Linked DNA regions of Mus musculus: region 1 is linked to region 2. A link is a loop called in an ENCODE intact Hi-C map of the cell type or tissue named here. Cell type or tissue: left cerebral cortex. All regions are shown on one strand. Links, peaks and the distances in the headings refer to the core of each region. The heading gives the core; the rest is flanking DNA.

Region 1 (5,319 bases), core at 260-5,259, 64 kb before region 2:
CTGGAATTCTGAAACTGCTAGAGGCAAAGGTAGGGAGTATGCCACATGGTGGCATCTGATGCCCTCTGACCTCCTCTGGCACCAGACAAGCACATGGTACACAAAAACTCATGCATACTCACACATACACACACACACACACACACACACACACACACACACACACACACCACATAAATACTAATAGAAACAATCCAATTAAAGTAGACTACAGGTAACCATTTAGTAATGGGTAACAGTTGGATAACTTATCTTTGAAGATCATGTCTCCCACTCCCAAATTCCCCAGTTGCCTGTAATTCTTTATCTAGGGTTGAGGCCCCACAAGCTTCCCTGTTTGCATGTTAGCATTGATCTCTTTGTATAGGTCTTATTCAGGCAGCCATATTGATGAGACTTCATGGGTGTAGCCATTTTGACATTTCTAGGAATCATAGTCTCACAGCAAACTTCCTGTTCCTCAGGCTCTTTAGAATCTTCCCACCCTCTTCTGCAATGATCTCTGAGTTTTAGTGCAGCATTGAGCTGTAGCTGTATCTGCTGGGACTGGACACCAGACTATCTCGTGGTCTCTGTATGTCAATCAATTGTGTTTTTCAGTAATGGTCTCTGACTGATGCAAAGAGACATTTCTTTGATGACACAGATACAGATCTACCAAATGGCCCAACTTCACCACTCCTGAGCATCTACCCAAGTGACTCTACATCCTACTACAGAGATGCTTGATGGACCATGCCCATTGCTGCTTGCTGCTCGATGGAGTCACAGTAGCTAGAAAATGGAATTAGCCTAGATGAGGATCAGCTGATAAATAGATAGTTAAATTTGGGATACTAAGGCAGTGGAAGACTATTTAGCTGTGAAGAAAAGCAGATTTGTAAAAATTGCAAGTTATTGAATGGAACTAGAAAAATATAGTGAGAGGAGTAAGCCAGACAACAAAATAAAAATGTTTTGTATTCTCTCTCATATTTGGGTCGCCTTCCTTCAAATCTTTAAATATGTAGGAACCAGGGGAACAAAAAGAAGGCTATTGTGAGAGAAAGGAAGAGTTGAGTGAAGAGACAGGGTAACAGCACAGGTGTTATTACGTGGGGACAGGAGAGTAACGCAGAAGGAGGTTTAAGTGGAGAGAGATTAGAAAGGCAGGTCAGGGGACAGGTGGAGAGAAGAAATGCATCTCTCTCTCTCTCTCTCTCTCTCTCTCTCTCTCTCTCTCTCTCTCTCTCTCTCTCTCAGTGTGTGTGTGTGTGTGTGTGTGTGTGTGTGTGTGTGTGTGTGTGTTAAAAGTTGCACTACCTGGATAGATAATGCTCTTCTCCAAAGCTATTTTTTTCCAAATAAAACACATTATAAGACCCCACTGATGAAGACACCACATACCCCCACATCACAGGATATGGAGAAATCAAGCTAATATTGACCTGGAAGCTTCCGCCTTGTTGCCTAGCCTTCATAGCACCAAATGAAACTTTGGAGGGTGCTAGGTAAGAAAACCCATCAAGAAAAGATGAGAGGCACCAGGGTGGGGAGACACCCAGGAGAGGTGAAGGGGGGGGGAGATAAAGGGAGGGACTCTATGAGAGGGTACCAGGAGGGGGGCAGCTTTTGGGATGCTAATAAATAAATAATAAAATAAAATAAAGAAAAGAAAATGGCATTCAAAATCTTCCCCAGAAGCTCAAAGCACATGGTCTGTCAAGGTCATTTGCAAAGGGTGGCATGAAAGCTAAGAAGGTAGAACCACTGGTGTATACCTTGCATGCCTTGGGTTCAGTCCTGTTCCCAATTGCATGCTTTGGAAGGTGTTTCTGGCTTCTCTTCTACAAAACTCTGCAAGCTGCATATTCAGAACACCCTTGCCCCTTTACTCTCTGCATTAAAAAAATTATCTGACCCACAATGAAATATAACTAAATATAACTAACTGCTTTTCCATAGCAAAACCATGCAAATTCATATAGACAAAAATCAAAGAACTATAATACGATGTTGAAGTTCCTAAAGATAGATCCGTCTCATGGACAGATGAACAAGTTTGAGAATAAATGGAAAAAGAGACTACAAAAATTTTAAAAGATTTGAAAACATGGTAAAAATAAAACTCTTGTTACATGTTGAAAATATACGCACTAAAATTAGAAAGTCGACGGACAGGTTTAAGGACAAGCTGGATATGCAAGAGTGGGGGATTCACCTTCACTGCCGGACCTATCACACTCACTTCTTAGCTCTTGCTGAATGGGTGTGCATCCTAGCATCTCAGGGGTAATGGAGCTGCCATAGAAGAAGGGAGGATAGCAGGAAGCCGCCAAGAGACAGCGTGGGAGGAAAGAGTGAGGAGGAAAGAAACAGATGGTAAGGACAGGAATGCTGTAAGACCAGGGATGGGAAGGAATCACCCCGCCACAGAGGAACCGTACACACCACACAGCCAAGAATATGTTGGGGGGGGGGGTAAAAGAATACACTGTTATCTCGCTCTCTTTCTCAAGTTCTAAATGTAGACGTCTGAAGATGAGACAACGTAGATGAATCCATGACACAGAGTATTTCCAGACTGCGCTGCCAATGGGAGCAGGGAATCTCCAAATACATTGGTTCCCAGGGCGGCTTTAATGAAGGCGCTCAAAACAATGGACTCTGTCTGCGAGCCCAAGGGAGCCAGGCAAGCGCAGGGAATAGTGCAGCCAACTGGGACTCCCCTCAGTGTAGGTTTGCAGTACTGCCCCACAGTTGGCAGCCTGAAGCCATTACCTGCATGACTGCTAGTAGTCTGTAAGCAGCTCACAACCTGTTAGCAAGCTACAATCCTCATGTGCACACAGCTGCAGGCACACTCGTCTCTGAACAATTGCTTGGTCTTCTCCTGTCTTTAATAACCACAAAACTGAGACTCTCTTCAGTCTTGCTCCACCTATGTCCAGGTACAAGAGTAGGAAGGCCCTTTGAGCAAATGTGCGCATGCGCAATAGGACCAACTCTTTCTCAGAGTTCTCAGAGAATCCCTTATTTACCACCATCTTCGTAGAAAAGAAGATACCTTGATCTGCCAAGCAAAGTAAAGGACCACCCACATGAAGCCCCAGAACAAACATCAATGCCATCAAAGGAAGCCCTATCAGTAATTACGCCCACGAGCCCCCTCACTCATGTGACCCATTATCCGTCTGGAGAGTATATGCCTTTCTAATCTGTACTACCAATTTTGCTATGAATAAAACTCCCATAACACTTTGAAGTCTGTGTGAATTTATTTCAATCTTGAACGAGGTGCCAAGTACCTGAAGCACCTGGCCCTAACCTGACCACTGGAATGAGGCCTATACATCTGAATATTGGGGGCGGGGGACCCTGACCACTGGCATGAGGCCTATACATCTGAATATTGGGGGCAGGGGGGGGGATTCTGCATCTTTTTAAATTCTGATGTTGCCAGTCTCTGGGGGCAACATGACATGTTTTCCGTGTTGTTACTTTCTTCCCTGTCCTCATCTATCTTGGTGTTAAGATGTCTTCTCTCTCTCTCTCTCTCTCTCTCTCTCTCTCTCTCTCTCTCTCTCTCTCTCTCTCTCTCTCTCTCTCTCTCTCTCCTTACATCCTGATGGATCACAGACAGTCTCCCCCTCCCTCCTCTCTTCCAAGTCCTTCTTTCTTACCTCTCCTCCCCCATTCACTCCCTTCCCTTTCTTCTTGAAGAGGGGAGCCCTCCCACCTGATATCAATCCACTTTGGCATATCGAGTAGCAGTAAGACTAAGTGCATCTTCTCCTATTGGGGACAAGACAAGGCAGCCCAGTCAGGGGAATGGGATCCAAAGAAATCAACAAAATCAGAGACAGCCAGCTCCTGCTGTTAGGCCACATGAAGACCAAGCTGCACAACTGTTACACCTGTGCACAGGGCCTATGTCTGTCCCATGCGTGCCTTCTCTGTGAGCCTCTATGATCGAGGTGAGTTGATTCTATAGGTTTTCTTGTGCTATTCTTGACTTCTCTGGCTCCTTCAATACTTCTTCCCCCTTTTCCATAGGATTCCCTGAGCTCTACGTTATGTTTGGCTGTGGGTCTCTGCATCTGTTTCCATCAGTTGCTGAGTGAAGCCTCTTTGATGATAGCTGGACTAGGCTCCTCTCTGCAAGTGTAGCAGAGTATCATCAATAGTGTCAGGGGTGGACATTCTCTCATGGCATGGGTCTCAAGCTAGGCCAGTCATTAGTTGGCCATTCCCTCAATTTCTGTTCCATCTTTACCCCTGTACATCTTGTAGGCAGAACAAATTGTGGGTCAAAGTTTGGCTGTGGGGTTGGTTCCCCAAACCCTCCATTGTAAGTCTTGTCTGGTTATAGGAGATATCTGGTTCAGGTTCCACATCCCCCATTGCTAGGAGTCTTAGCTAGGAAAACCCTCATAGAAGCTTAGGACTTTCCATTGTCCTAAGTTTCTATCTAGTTCCAGAGATGTGCCCCCCATTTTGGTTGTCTCTCCCATCATCCTCCCTCTACTTGATCCTTTCGGTTCCCATCTCTACCCTGTCCCCGCCCAGCCCCCTCCTTCTGTTGTTCACCCCTGGGTGTTTAGTCTATTTCCCTTTTTCAGTGAGATTAGAGTCCCCTGCCTTGTTACTTAGCTTCTTTGGGTCTGTGTAGCATGGTTATCCTGTACTTTACAGCTAATATGTTGCAGGAAATATTTTAAAATGCAATACATGCTAAGTCAGCAGGCCCTAGTGGGCATGGCCAGCCTGTTCTCATCTTGTGGAGATTCTCCGACTCAGAGCTCTGAAATCTTTCCACCCAGCTTACTAAGTTCCCACTGGCAGATCACTACCACACCAACCCCACACTTCAAAATTCCCATGGCTTTTTGGGGTACGCTGCTTGCAAATCCATGCTTTGCCACTGTACCTTTCTCTCTGGAACCCAGTTGAGCCACCACATGAAGGAAAACACCACAACAAACTTAGTTCAGAATCAGTGGTAACTCAATAGCTGGGTGCAACAACTAGAATCCTAGTCTTTTAAGTCATATTAAATCTAAATCCTCCGGTGGTGAATCATGGCAGATTTGCCATCTAAGTCAGGGGCCACTTGTAGCTACATCTTGTCCTCCCACTGTCCCCATACAAAAGCCCGTATCTCTTTCCTCCCTCTTCTCTTCCTCTCTCAGACCTGGAAGTCCCGCCTACTCACCCAGTGATTGGTTTCTTTATTCATTAGAAGGATCACATGAAGTCCTGAGTACTAATTCACTCCTCATCCCAGGCAGCATCTCTTGGGGAAGGCTGAATTAGCATCAAAATACAAACAGCACCAGG
Region 2 (5,319 bases), core at 155-5,154:
GAAATAGGATTGAATAAAGTCACTGAAGCAGGGGACCTGTGTGCCAACACATTACCCTTGTGTTAGCTGGAATTTGACATAACAGGATAATCTCTTCTCTAAGTATAATTTATAGACCTCAGAATCCATTTACAGAAAATCTATAAAGTTCCCTCCAGGTTACAGTGATAGATAACTATTACTAAGGAAACCAAGGAGTGTTTCCCACACTGACCTCTCACTCCACATTTTCCCCACATTGTACTTCTGGAGTACACATTTCTTGAGGCTGATCGGTGTAAGCACCCACACTGAAGTGCATACCATAAGTGAGAAGTCTCTACAGATCAGTCATGTCAAAGGAAAAACAGGGTCTTAAGAGATGAATTTTAAACTGTAGTCACTTTGATTTCCTATCTAAAGGCAGTTTTTTTTTCATCCAAGGACTAAACTGCATGATGTTTATGGTAAAGGGTCATGCATGGCCTGTCCTCGGGTATCATTCACCCAGATACTCTATGCTTTAAAGGAACCTTTATATTTGGGACAATAGCCTTGTAGAAGCTTGTGGCACAGTTAGTGCCTAGTGTCTACCTTGAAATAGCAGATATTCTTTAACATCTGGAGTGTGTGGTCACTTGCTTATGAGAGTGTATTGCTTTGCAATATTATCACAATCTATCATGATTATCTCTCAGACTTGTGGCCTTGAGCTAGGTGCTCTGTATCTGGCTCCTTTATCTGATTTCTGTAAATGACCCACAGTCAGGACTCCACGTGGTTAAAAGGTATCACTGCAAGAGAATCTAAATTTATCTAGTTGAGACAGAACTCACTGAGGACACAGAAAAAAGAAAGCATACACATAAATAAACTTAACTAACAAATAAATAAATTAGAACTTAAGTGAAAGTGACAGTTTATATAATACTTGGTGATACATAATGGAATTGAAATCTTTCTGAGGAATCAACAACTTGGAGGTGACAGAAAGGACACATATTTCCAGAACGGCGTCCCTCTTTTACTTTCACTTCAGCATTTCAAAAAGTAAGCACCTTAAAAATGCGTCCCCCATGGAAGGATGTAAATGCCACATGGCAGAATGTCATCCTCATTCTGCATAGCCTATGGTTGGATTATTCTGACTCAAATGGAACTTCCCTCAATGTGCTGGAAAGGTATGAAGGCGTAACTTTCAAACAGACCAATGAAGAGAATCTTGTGCAATCAAAAAACACTGATGAGTGAGCATACATTCAGTGCTGCTGTGTAGTCTAGGTGTGTGCATGTGCACACATGAGTGTATGCATGGGTGTGCATATGCATGCGTGTGCACACACATACATGTGCATGTTTGTGTGTGTGTGTGTGTTTATTTAATTCTACTGGAATGGATATTGTGCCTGTATGCAGGTCTGTGCATCTCATAAACGCCTGCTGCTCATGAAGGGTATTCTTCTAGAGTGTGGAATTCTCTGAAACTGGAGATCGTGAGCCATCATGTGGATGCTAGGAATTGATCCAAACTTCCCTGAAAGAGCAACAAGTGCTCCTAACCACTGAGCAATCTCTCTAGCTTCTGGGGCGGTTTTTTTTTTTTTTTTTAATTTGAAATTGTAAGGAGAACGTTCATAGAAAAAAAAAAAAGTAACATTGTACCACCTAAGAAATGATTGTTAAAATAAAAAGGAAAAACAGTCAGTAAACAAATAAAACAAAAATGATTCCCATGTGAAAAAAAAAAGGTTATAAGGGACCTAACACAACATAAAGAAAGGAGTCTAATGAAGGGCAATGGGAATATTGAACAAATCACATAAAACAGAGCATCCCCTGGATCCTCAGTATCCAGCGGATCAGCAGAGGTCCTGGGGCCTGCGAGATGCTCGGCAGGTAAAGAGATGTGCTGCCAAGCCCAGCGCGCGGAGTTACACACACACACACACACACACACACACACACACACACATGCACACGCACACGCACACACACACACACGCGCGCACACACACACACGTACAAAAACATAGATCTCAGCCCTGGTAGTCATCTCCTTTCTGGAGCTATGAAATGGGGGCATTGGAGCCTGGGGAGGCTAAGGAAAGTCTCCAGCTATGTGAAGATGGGTTGGGACAGTCACGGAGCATGGAGAGTAATGCCAGGGACAGCCTGAAACAAACACCAGGTAGGGTGAAGCCCTGGGAATGACACAGCCTGGGTGCACTAGAGCCAGGACCTGAGGCTCCTCCATGCCACACTTCTACCCATCAAATCCAATACTGCCTTCAAGTGAGTCTTCCTTAACTTAAAATACAAAATATTCTAAGGAATGCGCATGAAAGCCGATATTTTCTCAAACCATTTCCTTTTTTTTCTCTCTTTTTTAAAAAAAAATATCTTACAGACTGCTTTAGAGTCATCCACAGACAGCTCCAAATTATGGAAATCCGCAGTTATAAAACAGGAAGAAACTCCTCTACTTATAAATAATTCATGATGGGACTCCACTGCATTATAATCTACCCCGGTATATTTTAAGTGGAAACTGAGTTATAAACGATGTCTATTCTCTTAATGTACTAGCCTTTGACTCTGAGGATCCCACAGTGAGTGAAGTTTTTTTATATGAATTGTCTCCCTCAATCTAGGAAAGCGAACACAGCTGGTGTGGGCCAGGAGGATGCTTTTAGGAGCTGACGTCCATCCTCAGCCAGATGACACTAATACTGGCTGGCTTTGCCGTCTTCCACAGTCATGCCGGTGGCATATGTCCAGGGTACCACTCACTTGTCACCCTGTCTCCTACACTGCAAACCCCACACACTGTCTGGCGACCACACAGGTTCTGCAGCCTCGCTGCCAAGTGAGTTTTGGACTTCTCGGGAGACAGATTGAGCTTAAAAGTGCCCACACGTACTGAAGCTACAACATTTGGGAGGGAATTTAAACACGTGGAGTCTTTGGTTTAACATGAGAAAGTGGGAATAATAAACACCCACATGCTCTAAGTGGTGAACAAGAAGACTCTCTGCATCCGATTACTATTCTATAGCCCTGTCTGAGCCGCATCAGTCCTTCTTTTCCCCTATTCTGCTAATTTATAAGCCTGATCATCTATTTCCCAAGTGTAAAATCTCTCAAGGACTCCTTAAAGAATACAGATTAGTCCTTGGATCAGGGTTTTCAAGCCTGTGCATGCCCTGGCCTAACCCCTGACTCACTTCTGCTCTCTTGGCCATCTAGAAATGTCAGATGCACCCATGGCTACAAAGCACAGATCCCAACTTAAACAGCCCAATATTTCCTAAATACAACTGAACTTCAGTACCCAGGCACTGTTCTCAGAGTGCATACATAGGCTACTTCCTCTGTCCCCTCTGATTGATGTAAATCTTCTCAAAGCCCCAGCTTGGTTTTGCAATTCAGGACTGTCATTTTCAAGAAACACGGAGTCATCCTTTGAAATGTGAGCATCAGGAAAGCAGCCCTGCATCTATCAATGCCTCTTTAACATGCCCTTCTATGTTTACCACAGACCCCCGGAGTATGTTTTAAAAATAAGATACAGAACAGTTTAGTATAATAGTTGCAGAAACACAAAAAACAAAGGCAAAAGATGCAAGATGAATTCATGAGTATTGAGAACTGTATTAGTTTCTTCTGTATCGTTGTGATCAAAACACCAAATGAGAACACTTTATCAAAAAGTGATTTCCGCAGTGTCTCACAAGCAGCTATGGCAGCTTGGACTCATGCACTTGAGCAAAATGCAATGGTGGCATGTGTGCAAAAAAGAAGCAGCCCTCTACCTCATGGAGGACAGAAGGCAGAAAGAGGAAAGATGGGCCATGTGTGAGCTCTGCAATTATCTCTACCAGTCACCTACTTCCTCCAGGTAAGAACTTATATTAGCAAGGATTTTCTAGAGAAACAATTTATAGAGTAGATATATAGATAGATATATAGATAGATAGATAGATAGATACATTAATAATTCGTAGATACATGGCTACCTAGATGATTTAGATTAGATAGAGATAAAGGATTTATTAGAATGGCTTACAGGTTTTGGTCCAGCTAGTCGAACAATGGCTGCCAAACAATGGAAGGACCAAGTATTCAAGGCTGGATGGCTTTCCTGGTTTTTAGTATCCATCAGAATCCCAAAGAAGTAAGCTTTAATGCTAGTGAAGGAATGGAGTTGCTGGCCAGAGTGAGGGCAAACAGGCAAAGAGAAAGAAAGCAGGCTTCTTTCTTTTAATCTCCTTTATATAGGCTTCTAGCAGAAGGTATAGTTCAGATCAAAGATGGATCTTCACAACTCAAAGATGTAGATAAGAAGTGGATCTCCCCACTTCAAATGACTTAATGAAGAAAAAAAATCTCTCACAGGTTCACCCAGCCATTTCGGTTTTAGTTAATTCCAGGTGTAGTCAAGTTGACAACCAAAAACATCCATCATGGGGTCCACCTCCTTAAGCTTCACCATCTCCCTCAATAGTGCCAGCAGCAAAAGGGCAGCTGCCTCACACATGAGCCAGAGTGGGAATTGTAGGCAAACCACAGGCAAAGGTCTGGGGACATGTCACAAGGGAAAAATGTACTTATTCAAACTTCATAGGTCTTGAATCTGGGTGGAATCTTCCAGGAGTCTGATAGTAAATTACCCAGATGTCCCACTAACCACTGCTTGTTTGCAAGTTTTGACTTAGTAAGGGAACTGCCTCTCAAAGTCTGTCTTCAGGAGAAATTAAAGATAAGTATTTTTTCAGTTAAGCATTTTTTTTGATTTTTTTTAAAAATAATTAAAATTCTACCTGAAGATCTTTGTTTCTCCAAAAATTAATCAGGCTTCTGTATGAAAAATTATCTTTTTATTTATGTATTTCCATCCTCAGTCATTTATGCACATCTAGCATGATGCTAAGTATCTATTTTACACTTTATGTTCTATGATTCCAACTGCCCCAGCCTTGGAATTGACTGTCCTTTGTGTTTTCTCCATTGTCCTTTGGATGTGGCCCCGTTGCTGTGGGTCTCTCTGATACCCTCATGCACCATTTTAGTTAGAGTTTTACTGCTGTGAACAGACACCATGACCAAGACATCTCTTATAAAGGACAACATTATATTTAATTGGGGCTGGCTTACAGATTCAGAGGTTCAACCCATTATCATCAAGATGGGAGCATGGCAGTGTCCAGGCAGGCATGGTGTAGGAGAATCTGAGAGTCCTATATCTTGTTCTCAGGGAAAATAGGAGAATACTGATTTCTGGGCAGGTAGGATGCTAAAGCCCATGCCCACAATGACATACCTACTCTGACAAGGCTACAC

Evidence for each region. Peaks named below come from ENCODE experiments on the same cell type or tissue, not always from the same donor. Only the 100,000 strongest peaks of a DNase experiment are listed, where the experiment ranks them.
Region 1: a loop joins it to region 2, with 7 times the contacts of the local background. A loop is called at or near these places in 2 of 42 quality-filtered maps.

The regions. Positions count from the first base shown.
Region 1 is chr8:9,863,038-9,868,356 of GRCm38, forward strand. No RefSeq gene overlaps it. Among named protein-coding and RNA genes, the nearest start is that of Fam155a, 95 kb to the left of the region's middle. In left cerebral cortex, for the core only: no CTCF peak of the experiment used is centred there; a DNase peak (open chromatin) is centred at 2,431.
Region 2 is chr8:9,927,493-9,932,811 of GRCm38, forward strand. No RefSeq gene overlaps it. Among named protein-coding and RNA genes, the nearest start is that of Lig4, 46 kb to the right of the region's middle. In left cerebral cortex, for the core only: a CTCF peak has its summit at 766; DNase peaks (open chromatin) are centred at 1,394 and 2,804.